Linked DNA regions of Homo sapiens: regions 1 and 3 are each linked to region 2. A link is a contact called in ENCODE Hi-C or POLR2A ChIA-PET data. All regions are on one chromosome and are shown on one strand. Each heading gives the region's core, a stretch centred on a gene start or an enhancer-like site at or near the end of the contact. The rest is flanking DNA. Distances are from core to core; before and after follow the strand shown. Region 1 holds the start of UBTF (upstream binding transcription factor). Region 2 holds the start of MAP3K14 (mitogen-activated protein kinase kinase kinase 14). Region 3 holds the start of GOSR2-DT (GOSR2 divergent transcript).

Region 1 (3,556 bases), core at 774-3,273, 1.1 Mb before region 2:
GTCCAGCTTCATCCTACTCTCTATCCCCATCTAGACTGGATCACTGCTGAATGAGGCAGAGATCTAGTTGAGTACATATATCCCATGGCTTGGGGCCTAAAACCACCAAAACAGCCCTTTTCTCCACCTGCCTCTACAAAAGCCTCATGGTCTTCCTAAAAAGCCTGAGAAGCCTTCCCCAACCCCTTCCTGACCCTTCCTCTACACTCATCCTTCCTCCCATTCCAGGACACTGGGCTGGGACACACTTCAGGCTGAATGGGAACCCCAGAAGGCAGGCCTCCTCTAACACAGAGGGTGAGGGACAGGGAGAGAGGGGAGGTGAGCCACTCCAGGCCAAATAATTTGGATTCAGCCAAACCCCAAGTGTGGGAGATGCTTGATTCATAAATACTCAAGGCACTTTCTCCCCCAGTTCAGTGTATGCAGACTGAAAAAGCCCTTGAAGAAGGGAGTGAGCCCCGCAGCCACGAGGGAAAGAGGGTTTAAGTTTCAGAGGGCCGGGGGTGGATGCCCCTACCTTGGCCTTTGGGGGCGGCCATTTCCAGGTCTGTGGGGCAGTCGGCTTCTCCGTTCATCCTCCAGCTGTCCAGCCACCTCCTCGGTCGTGCTGGCCGGGCAACCCGGGGTCAAAGCCACCTCACCCTTTGGAAGACATACCAGTTCCCACTCAGGAAGGCTGAGAGGTGAACGACTAACGACTTTCTAACCGCCCAGAGTAGAAGGGGGCAGGTCCACACTCTGAGAGACTCAGCCATGACCTTATTAGACTTAAGGGGTCTATGGGAATGGGAGTGCGCCCCTCCTCTTCCTCGTGACCCCCTCCCCCAGCCCCTGCAGCCCGGCTCCGCGGCGCGCGCCCTCCCCTGGCCACGCGAGGGCCTGCTCCTAGCTCCCGCGTGCAGCGAGCGCCCGCCCTCCGCCCCGCTTCCCAACCCCAGCCAAAAAAAAAAAAAAAGAAAAAATCTCCTCCTCCTCGGAGCGCCCGCCCCGGGGAGGCCCCAGGCTGGAGGGCGGGGGAAGAGGAAGGGCGGGTAAAGGGCGCGCGCGGCCACGGAAGCGGGCACGCGCCCCAGTCTCCTCCTCCCGCCTCCCCCCGGCCGGTTCCCCCCGCCTCCGCAACCCGGCGGGGACCCGGACGCAGCGCAGCCGCCGCCAGCCCCGGAGCGGAGCGGCCGCACCGCCCCCGGGGACCGGATCCGGATTCCCGCCGCTCCCCCCTCCCGGGCTCCCTTCGCCGTCCCCGCCCGCACAGGCGGGCAAGCAGCCGGAGAGAAGCGGCCTAGCCTGCCCCCCGCCCCCGAGCCACCCACCCCGGCCAGAGGCGCCGCCACCGCCCAGCCACCCCGACGCGCACGGAGGAGCCCGGCACAGAGGCGCGACCGCGGCGGGAACCGCCGCCTCCTCCCCCGAGCCTGCGGCCCAGCCCCGCCGGCGCCCCCGCCCCGGCCTCCGGGGAGCCGAGCCAAGGAGAGGGCGGGAGGACGGCGGCCGGGAGGCGGGGGCGCAGCGCTCACCGGCCCCGCCGCCCCCTCCGGCGGCCGGGGAGAACTGCGCCTGCCGGCTCCGAGAAGCGCGGGCTCCTCCGCCAGCGGCCGGGGCTCGGCTCAGGCCTCGCTTCCTGCCTTCCCCTCCCCCGGCTCTCGGCGTCCTCCCAAGTGCCCTGGTCTGCTCGCGCCCGGTCGCCTGCTCGGTGGTCGCTTCGGGTCCCCGCTGGGCGCCCACCGCACCCCGCGGTTCGCTCCCGCCGTCCGGCCCCGACCCCAGCGCGCGTCCTCAGCCGCCTCGGTTACCCGGCGCAGCGCGGCCTCCGGGCTTCCCGCTCCAGCGGCTCCCTCCCTGGCTCTGAGTGGCGGCGCCCTCCCCCGCTCGGCCGGGCACAGCCGCAGCTCCCTCCCGCGGCGGCAGCGGCTCCTCCTCCGGGCGAGGCGGCGGCGCTGGGGCGGCGGCTGCTGCTGCTGTGGCGGCGGCGGCGGCGGCGGCGGCTGTGGCTGCTGCCTGCTGCTCCTCGCGGCGAAAAGCACAAAGCACAGCGCCCTCCGCCTGCAGGCAGCCCGCCCGCCGCCGGCCCCGGCCTCAGCTCGCACACCCCCCGCCGCCGCCGCAGCCTCAGCCGCCGGAGCGGGGAGGAGGAGGGAGAAGGGAGGAGGAGGAGCGGGAGGGGGGGCGGGAGAAGCGGGGCAGCGAGCGCGTCCTTCCCCGTAGAGCGCACACCGACCCCCGGGGAGCGAGCGCCAGCCCGCCCGCCTCGCCGGCTCCGCTCCCTCCCACAGCCTGCCCGGGCGGGCTCCGCGGGGGGCAGCTGGGAGGAGGGGCGGGAGCTGGGGGGACCCGGGCGGCCGAGGCGGAGGGAAGGAAGGAGGGGAGGGGGGTGGTGGTGGTGGTGCTGGCGGCGGCGGCGGCTGCTGCTGCTGCTGCTGCCGCCGCCGGGGAAGGGGGGGGGGGCCGGGGCAGGGAGACACGCAGCCGCCCGGATGGCGGCGGGGCTCGGAGCCTAGGCGGGCGGGCGGGCGCCGAGAGCGACCTCGCCAGACCCGCGGGGGAACTAGCAGGCTTCGCCGGCGAGGGAGGGCCGAGGTGCGGCCGCGGAGAGGGTGCCCGGAGGTGCCCCCGGCGTCCGGGGAGGCTCGGGGGGCGCCCACAGCCCTGCTCCGGAGCTCTCCCCCAAGTTCTCCCAGCTCAGACTAGGGCTTCCAGGCCAGCTCTCTCCCGCCTCCCGGAGCGAGCGGTCCGCGCCCACCCTCATCCCCCGGAGCGTGGCCGCTGGTTTGGGGCGCACGCACGCCGATCGCGGCGTCCAGCTTCGGTGCCTACCTCGCGGTCCTCTCCTTGCCGAACGGCACATACGAAACTTAAAAAAAAACCCGAAAACTAAAACCTCTGCATTAAAAAAAAAAAATCCCCGTTGCTCTTTACACCCCGGAAACGGCAAGGGAACGACGGGCTCCGGCGGAGGGGCCGCTGTGGGAGCCGGTTCAATCCAGCCCGGCATGGTTCTCCAGGCCTGCCCGGGCGCATGAAGATCGGCGCCGCCGCCACTCGTAGCAACCCCTCTCCCCCGAAATCCGCGGCTCCCGGGCTCACTTACCGAGCGTGTGGATGGGAGCGCAGGCCGGGGGCACCTGGGAGCACGGCGGGCCGAACAGTCGAGCCGCAGCTCCGCTGCAGCCGACGCCGGGGCAGCGAGTCGCCAGACAAAGCCCGAGATGGCGAAGCGGAGCGACGGCTAATGGCGAGCCCCACGCGCCGCGCTCCGCCCGCCCCGCTCCGCCCGCCCGCCCGCCCGCCTCGGCGCAGCGCAGCGCCGCTCCGAGCGCTTGCCCGTCAGAGCCGCCTCGGCGCCGCCGCCTCCCGGGCCACCCCGGCCTCGCCTGGCCCCTCCGCCTCCTCCGGGCGGCTCAGCCTCACCCCTTCCCTCCCACTGCTCTAGGGGTTGCACAAAAAAAATTTTTTTTTTTTAAAGAAAAATGGTTTTCGTCTTTTTTTTTTCTTTTTGCAGGGCGGGCATGTTGAGACTTTTGGATATTTCTGCCCCCAGCTCGCACTCACCTGCGGA
Region 2 (3,931 bases), core at 947-3,446:
GCCCATGTGCTGTCCATTGAGACAGGAAAAAAAATAGGAAGTTAAAAGTGCCTTCACAGGCCAAAGTGATACAACACTGTTCAGAGGGTGCCAACAACGAAGAAAACAACCCTGGATAAAGCTTTCATCTCTTTCACATCTCCGCAGATCTCTCACCAGACCCTAGCCAGGGATGAACTGTTATCAATCACCAAAAAAAAAAAAAAAATCACAACAGTTGCCGAGGGCTGGACAACCAATCAGCGCAAGCCATCTTCTCAGCAGTAAATGATATACACATATTCCAGGCAGATCACAAAGGAGTCAGTGTTCAACAGGAGAACCAAAATGAGGAACCAAACCTTCATCTGTTGAGGCGAAACAGCCCAACCAGACATTTTTGTTTAATAGAGGGAGACTGATTTGGCAGGGTCTCTGTGGTGCCGCTCCCACAAACTCTTAACAGACAATACCAATGACAAAAAACCCCCTTCAGAACTGCTTCTTATAATCAGAAAACACTCAGAAGATGGCCTGAAGCTTGGCAGCGTCTTGCTGTCTGATTTCACAAAGAGCTGGTACACATACCTGGGTACTTATCTCTAAAATTAGAGTCAGAGACGATTACTTTTATTTTGAGATCTTCTGAGAAGTTCTCCACACCCTTCAAAATAAATAAGGATGTCCGAAAGGTGTCTGAAAAATTCAGAGGTCTGGCATCGCTCCAAAGAAACTGATTGATATCACTTAAAAAACACCAAGAGTAAATCCAAACACAACCAAAGTAAGGCAAGCACTTTTTAAGTGTCCTCTCACATTAAGAGCATAAAAACCACACCAAAAACTTCTCCCTCCTTTCTGCATCTCAGTTCTATAATGTGGTCCTGATCTAGGATTCTGGGAAAGACCCATCCTTAGTCCCAGCTATGAGGCATCAGGCAAGATATATACCACCCCCACTCCCTCATACACACCTGCCTCAGGTGCCTCGCCCATAAAACAAGACACTACAATCTGTCTTACCACACAGCCATCTGAAGGAAAACGGAGCTCACAGGTATGAAGACACTAAGCAAAAAACACATCACTAATGTTAAGATACTGTCTCCTTCTAATCTTTCAGAAAGACCATGTTTCTAGTCAAGGGGTTTCCAACATTTTTCTTGGAATAAACTCCAGACTCCTATTTTATATCATGACCTCACTCTAATCATTTAATTTCATGTGCTTTTAAAGTCCTTAATTAAGTCATTGGTGTTCATTGTCTCCAGCGATCAAAAGTAGTTTTACCATTTACTTTGCTGATGTATGTACCTTTTCACCACTTATCCTCTCCCTCATTCATACCTCCAGTCCACCCTTTAGGGCCGAGAGCAACTTTTTAACCTCGACTAGGAAGGAAACACTTTTTCTGAAGCTACCCAGCACTAAGGAGGCTCCCGGGCAGGTGGGAAACGTACGTACAAGTGGCCCCTCTCTGCCTGGTGCCCAGTGGCTGCAAGATGCCAGGGCCACGATGGGTTTCCAAGATGGGAATGTTATATTTGAACCGACAGATAAAGTCCCGAGTTGGAGAGCCCAGAAGAATTACAGAGGAGGACTGGGGTCCGAGGGCGGAGGGAGGATGCTGCGGGCGGCCAGCACTGCCCCGCTGCATGCTGAGGACAGGCTTAGCTCCTGCTCCCCGCCTTGAGGTGTGACCTGAGAACTTCCCATGAAAGGCCGGGAGGGTTTCACGCCAGGGCAGATGCCAGGGCGCACTCCTGCAGGAGACACGTCCGCCCCGCGGCAGGCGAGCTCCATCCTGGGGGCACTGGGGCGCAGAGCAGGCGGGCGGGCCTGGCGGCGGCGCGGGGCACTAGTGAAGGGGAAGCAGGCGGCCCCTGCGCGCGCTCGGAGCCAGCGTGTGGCCAGCAGGAGTGCGCGGCCTGGAGGCCCGGGGCGAGCGCGGCACCGGCAGCGCGTGCGAGGGCGCGCCCGCGGACCGCTGCGAGTGGGTTGGACGGGGTACGTCGGACTGCGCTGGCCTGGCCGCCGACCCCACTGCTCCGGGGCGAGGGGCCAGGCCGCAGCCCAGCCCGGGGCTGAGAGGCGATCCATCCCAGCCGCTCCCTGGTCGCCTCGCACCGGGCCCCAGGGTCCCGCCCCGTCACCTACCGGCCAAGCGCCGATCTCCCCAACCAAGCGAGTGTTGCGCTCCGCTCGCCCGCGATCTCCCGCCGCCGGCCGCCGACCGCTGAGCTCCCGGCCCGTGGTCGCCCCGCCCCGGTCCCGGGCTCCGCCCCCTCGCCTTCTCGGCCGCCCCCGGGGCCACGCCTCCCCCGGAGGCTGTAACTTTGCCTCGCTTCGCGCCTCCTTTCTTTGGCCGCACCGCGACCCGTGGCCCCGCCCACTCCCCTACGCCAACCAATGAGACGGTCGTCCCGGCAAGCCCGTCTTCCCGCTCCCTAGCAACGATTGGTTAACGAGGCCTGGTTTCCAGAAATGGGCACTATTTCCGGACGATGTTTGTAGAAGGGAGATCGCTGGGCGGGCGGACTGACAGAAGGCGGAGGCGACTAGGGTGTTGGTGGAACCACACATGCGCCCTCGGCTTCTGGCAGTCTTACCAGCTGCGTTCTCGAGGTTACGGGAAGGAAGGGCGAGTGTGCGCATGCGTGGGCACTCCCTGCCACTGACTTCGGTTACCTTGGAGACAGCGAGGCGCTCTCCCTCGTGGGTCGCGCGCGTTCCGCTTCCTCTCTGCTGCCAAGCGGTGGCGGCTGAGGCGGGAGGTGGTGGGGGTAGAGACGTTTTTATTGAGCTCTTACCGTGTGCCTGGTCCTGTAGAATCCCTGGAATGAGTAAAGAAGGTTACAGTGCCTGCCCTCGAGAAGCTTGGGGAGCCAAGGGCTTACAGGGGCCCGACCTGTGGGTTGAAACCCAGGTACAAAGAGAGCATGTGGGTGCGTGGCGTGGTACGAGCGCTGAGCAAAGCATCTGCTCTCTGGGTTTGCAGACCACAGAGCCAGCAAGAGGATGAGAGCTTGATGTATGCAAAGAAAGGACCTGGAGTTCAGAATATGCATTGAAGTGTCAACAGTGCTTCTTTCTGAATGGGGGTCGGGGGTGGGGAGTAGGGAAGGTATAGAAACTTTTTCTAACTTTTGCCCCTCTGTATTATCTAGTGTTTCCACACTGAGCTTGTATTTTATTTGTAATAAATTCCAGGCCAGGCACGGTGGCTCACTCCTGTAATCCCAGCGCTTTTGGGAGGCAAAGGCAGGAGGATCGCTTGAGGCCAGGAGTTGGAGAACATCCTGGGCAATATAGCAAGGACCTCGTCCTTGCAAAAAAATAAAAGAATAGCCAGGCGTGGTAGTTTGCACTTGCAGTCCCAGCTAGAGGGGAGGCTGAGAGTCTGAGGTTACAGTGAGCCATGATCGTGCCACTGCACTCCAGCCTGGGTAACAGAGTGAGGCAGTCCTTTAAAAAAAAAATCCAAACTTTTTTTTTTATTGCAAAATAAAAGATGTACTCCTACCCTGGGCATCCCACTTCCATGAAGGGTCCATGGTAGGTGTGGTGAGTGGCTCTAGTCCGGGGATAGGCAGGCCCCACCCAAGGCTGTCTTGAAAAGTAAGGAACACCCCATCTCTGGAAGTGTTTGAGCAAAGACCACCATCTGCTTGAGACTACTTTGCAGACAGTCCGAAGCTGAACTCTTCTTTCTGGATATCTGTGCCAAACAGTCATCTCTGCTGGGGAATAGGGAAGACCATTTATTTAGGCAGTGGTCAAAAACTCACAACCTGAGGGCCTCATTCACTCACCCAGGCCAGAAATATGCTTTGTTTGGCTGGCCCAATATTTTTTTAAATTTGAATTTGAATGCCTTAGAGCAGAGCCTGCGGTTCCTTACAGTTCCCGCCACCCAACCATCTAACCTTATGTCACCTGTCTGGCCCCTGGA
Region 3 (3,799 bases), core at 1,218-3,717, 1.6 Mb after region 2:
TTGTAGATGCTCAATTATAGAAAAAGTGAAAAAAATAATTTTAGGAAAAGAATGTACATGGGTGGACAGTCTCTTGGGACACAAAACTGGGTGGGATCCAGGATCCAGGAAAAGAGAAGTATCAACTTGTCCAAGAAAAGAATGTCTCCTGCCTTGGGAGGAATAGTAGATAAGCTTGGAGGATGGAAACGGGATAGCCTATGTGGAGACAGAGAAGTGTCCAAACCCAGTCCCAGCTCAAATGCCACCCCTTCATTAAGTCTCTCCTAAATCTCCTCCTAGAGACGACCCCCAGCTCAGCTCAATCTCTTTGGATTTTCTACCTTCTAGAATGTTTGTCTTGATAAATAAAATTCATAGAAAGCCATTGGTTTGGACTGAGCTCCTGCACTAGGCGCAACAGGCCAAACCAAAATAGAGTCACTCATGCTAAAGTTCCAAGCCACAAAGCCAAAATTAAGCTGCTCATCTGACCTTAGGAGAAATCAGAAGAGAGGGAAAATAGCCATATCCCCATGATAAAGGAAGTCCCTTCTGCCTTAACCAATACAAGTAAAATAACTTTGAAACTTGTTCTTTGTTTCTGCTTTTTTTTTTCAGCCCTTTTCTGTCTATAAAGATAATCTCCTCTGCTCAGCTCATCAGAATACTCATTCTATTTTATAGAATAAGGTGTTGCCTGGTGCTAGAATCGCAAATAGCCAGTTAAGATCTGTAACTGTGTTGTATTAAAGGAGAGAAGGTTAGCACTCCCTTTGACAAGGATGGAAGAGGCCCTTGGGCCTGACAACACGCATACGGTTAAGGCATTACCACCTACTTCGTGGGATCTAACCATCGTTTTTGAAATGGTGCTGGGAAAACTAGCTAGCCATATGTAGAAAGCTGAAACTGGATCCCTTCCTTACACCTTATACAAAAATCAATTCAAGATGGATTAAAGACTTACATGTTAGACCTAAAACCATAAAAACCCTAGAAGAAAACCTAGGCAATACCATTCAGGACATAGGCATGGGCAAGGACTTCATGTCTAAAACACCAAAAGCAATGACAACGAAAGCCAAAATTGACAAATGGGATCTAATTAAACTAAAGAGCTTCTGCACAGCAAAAGAAACTACCATCAGAGTGAACAGGCAACCTACAGAATGGGAGAAAATTTTTGCAATCTACTCATCTGACAAAGAGCTAATATCCAGAATCTACAATGAACTCAAACAAATTTACAAGAAAAAAACAAACAACCCCATCAACAAGTGGGCGAAGGATATGAACAGACACTTCTCAAAAGAAGACATTTATGCAGCCAACAGACACATGAAAAAATGCTCATCATCACTGGCCATCAGAGAAATGCAAATCAAAACCACAATGAGATACCATCTCACACCAGTTAGAATGGCGACCATTAAAAAGTCAGGAAACAACAGCTGCTGGAGAGGATGTGGAGAAATAAGAACACTTTTACACTGTTGGTGGGACTGTTAACTGGTTCAACCATTGTGGAAGACAGTGTGGAGATTTCTCAGGGATCTAGAACTAGAAATACCATTTGACCCAGCCATCCCATTACTGGGTATATACCCAAAGGATTATAAATCATGCTGCTATAAAGACACATTTACATGTATGTTTATTGCAGCACTATTCACAATAGCAAAGACCTGGAACCAACCCAAATGTCCAACAATGACAGACTGGATTAAGAAAATGTGGCATATATACACCATGGAATACTATGCAGCCATAAAAAATGATGAGTTCATGTCCTTTGTAGGGACACGGATGAAGCTGGAAACCAACATTCTCAGCAAACTATCGCAAGGACAAAAAAACAAACATTACATGTTCTCACTCATAGGTGGGAACTGAACGATGAGAACACTTGGACACAGGAAGGGGGACATCACACTTCGGGGCCTGTTGTGGGGTGGGGAGAGGGGGAAGGGATAGCATTAGGAGATATACCTAATGTAAATGACGAGTTAATGGGTGCAGCACACCAACATGGCACATGTATACATATGTAACAACCCTGCACGTTGTGCACATGTACCCTAGAACTTAAAGTATAATAATAAAAAATAATAAAATAAAGAAAAAAAATCTATAACTACATTTCTTGTAATTTTGTCTTTTGAGAGTATACATATCTTATTTCCTTTCCCAGACCAGAACCTCTTTGAGGGCAGGAGGAACCCGGTTTTCCCTACTTTACACATGACACATAATAACCACTCATTCAATGTAGGTTTACTGGATGGATAAATAGGAATGGGGGGTAGATAGGCGGGAGAGTGAGTAGACAAATGCGAAACAGGAAAAGCTTGCGCCAGGAAAAACAGTGAAGAGCGAAATCTCCAGACCCCCGATTAAATGGTTTAAAGTGAAGCCAAGCAAGAACCTCCAGTCCTCTCTGCGGCAGAGAACAGCAGATGATAGCGGCTCGCCTTCAACTTTGCTCTGAGGACCTCTCGTTAGTATCCCGCGATTGTCCTTCCTAACGCCTGACTGAATCCTGAGGCTAGCCTTCAGCGAACATGTACACCGCCTTGCCCTTCACGTGAAGCCGAGCCTGTGACTACACTTATCCTTCCGTCGCCGGCCTCATTTCTCCTTCCCCTTCTCCGATCTCGCAACCACTGCTAGTAAGGCGCGCGTGCGGGCAGCCCTGGCCGGCAGGGGAGGGAGGGTCCTGCGACCGGAAGCCGGAAACCGGAAGGGGGGCTGTGAGGACGTGTTCCGAGGAAGCCAGAGCCGGAGCCGTGGCCTGCGGGGCCGGCGACATGGATCCCCTGTTCCAGCAAACGCACAAGTGAGGGCCGGTCGGGGAGCGGGCAGGGGCTAGACGAGGCGAGGCCAGGTGAGCCTGGCTTCTGGGGCTGAGGCCTCGGACGTCAGCCAGGGTAGAGGCCGAGTTTTTCCGCCAGGGCACTGCTGGGGATGCCTCCGAAGTGCTTAATCCTTGGCGGGACTCCCAGGTCAGCCACAGACAGTGGGTTCAGGCTGGGGCCTGGAGACGTGGGGCAGATGACTCCTGGGGTCTGCAAGTTCGTGACTACCTGCTGGGTAGACTGGGTGACGGGAAACTGGCACCTGCAGGTTATAAAACTTTGTCCAGCACTTGTCAACTCGGTGCTCCTGGTTGGTAGACCTCGAGAGGAGACACGGAGTAGGAGACACGGCCCCTGGCCGTAGGAGTGTACTGTTTAATTGGAGAGTCAGGGCACGTACGGGAAAGTATTTGTATTCTTATTCGATTTATACTAAAGACCACATTTTTATGGTACAAAGAAATTGCTGTCCACGTAGCATTCACTATTATTACTTGTTAATCGTATCTGGTTACAGGTTATCGCTAAGAAAATCAAATTGTAATTTAGTTTCTCATAACTTAAATTCCTTGGTAGTGTCCTTTATTCGCATCGTCCTGCACTTTCGGAATTGCTGAGATACGTAGTTGAGTATTAATGGGGCCATACTTACCCTATTTTTGGGGGCGGGGGGCAGAATTATGATTTTTACCCTGTTTTGGAGGGACGGAATTTTATGATTTTTATTTTTTATTGTAAAATATACACAACATAAGATTTACTGTTTTAACAATTTTTAAGTGTACAATTCAGTGACATTGAGTACATTCACAACTTACATCACTACGATCCATTTCCAGAACTTTTTCATCATCCCAGTGTGCCTGTTAATCAGTAGCACTTCATTTCTTCCTTCCAGAACACCTAGTAACCTCTGTTTTACTTCTCTCTATGAGTTTACCTATTCTAGATACTTAATATAA

Evidence for each region. Hi-C counts contacts between places; a loop is a spot of excess contacts on that map. ChIA-PET counts read pairs that join two places held with the same protein, here RNA polymerase II (POLR2A). Pooled maps may share reads with other maps.
Region 1: a loop to region 2 is called in a map of naive thymus-derived CD4-positive, alpha-beta T cell, with 4 times the contacts of the local background. The contact joins the promoter of UBTF here to the promoter of MAP3K14 in region 2. A Hi-C loop is called at or near these places in 1 of 168 maps with a recorded cell type or tissue (naive thymus-derived CD4-positive, alpha-beta T cell), 2 of 37 single-sample maps with no recorded cell type and 11 of 50 pooled maps. POLR2A ChIA-PET finds 5 or more read pairs at or near these places in 2 of 52 experiments (CD4-positive, alpha-beta T cell and H1).
Region 3: a loop to region 2 is called in a map with no recorded cell type, with 9 times the contacts of the local background. The contact joins the promoter of GOSR2-DT here to the promoter of MAP3K14 in region 2. A Hi-C loop is called at or near these places in 1 of 37 single-sample maps with no recorded cell type and 2 of 50 pooled maps. POLR2A ChIA-PET finds 5 or more read pairs at or near these places in 1 of 52 experiments (naive thymus-derived CD4-positive, alpha-beta T cell).

Annotation. Positions count from the first base shown.
Region 1 is chr17:44,217,652-44,221,207 of GRCh38, forward strand. UBTF (upstream binding transcription factor) reads right to left here and starts at 2,024. Exons shown (of 21, transcript NM_014233.4): 1 at 1,794-2,024; 2 at 521-645. The coding sequence starts at 578. The region is part of intron 1 of ATXN7L3-AS1 (ATXN7L3 antisense RNA 1); the gene reads left to right. RefSeq lists silencers at 751-920, 971-1,990, 1,750-1,914, 2,041-2,730, 3,241-3,460.
Region 2 is chr17:45,314,824-45,318,754 of GRCh38, forward strand. It overlaps MAP3K14 (mitogen-activated protein kinase kinase kinase 14), which reads right to left and starts at 2,197. Exons shown (of 16, transcript NM_003954.5): 1 at 2,137-2,197.
Region 3 is chr17:46,920,404-46,924,202 of GRCh38, forward strand. It overlaps GOSR2-DT (GOSR2 divergent transcript), which reads right to left and starts at 2,468. Exons shown (of 3, transcript NR_186460.1): 1 at 2,408-2,468. It overlaps GOSR2 (golgi SNAP receptor complex member 2), which reads left to right and starts at 2,757. Exons shown (of 6, transcript NM_004287.5): 1 at 2,757-2,818. The coding sequence starts at 2,790. It also overlaps a transcript of LRRC37A2 not described here and the pseudogene RNU6ATAC3P. RefSeq lists an enhancer at 2,733-3,457.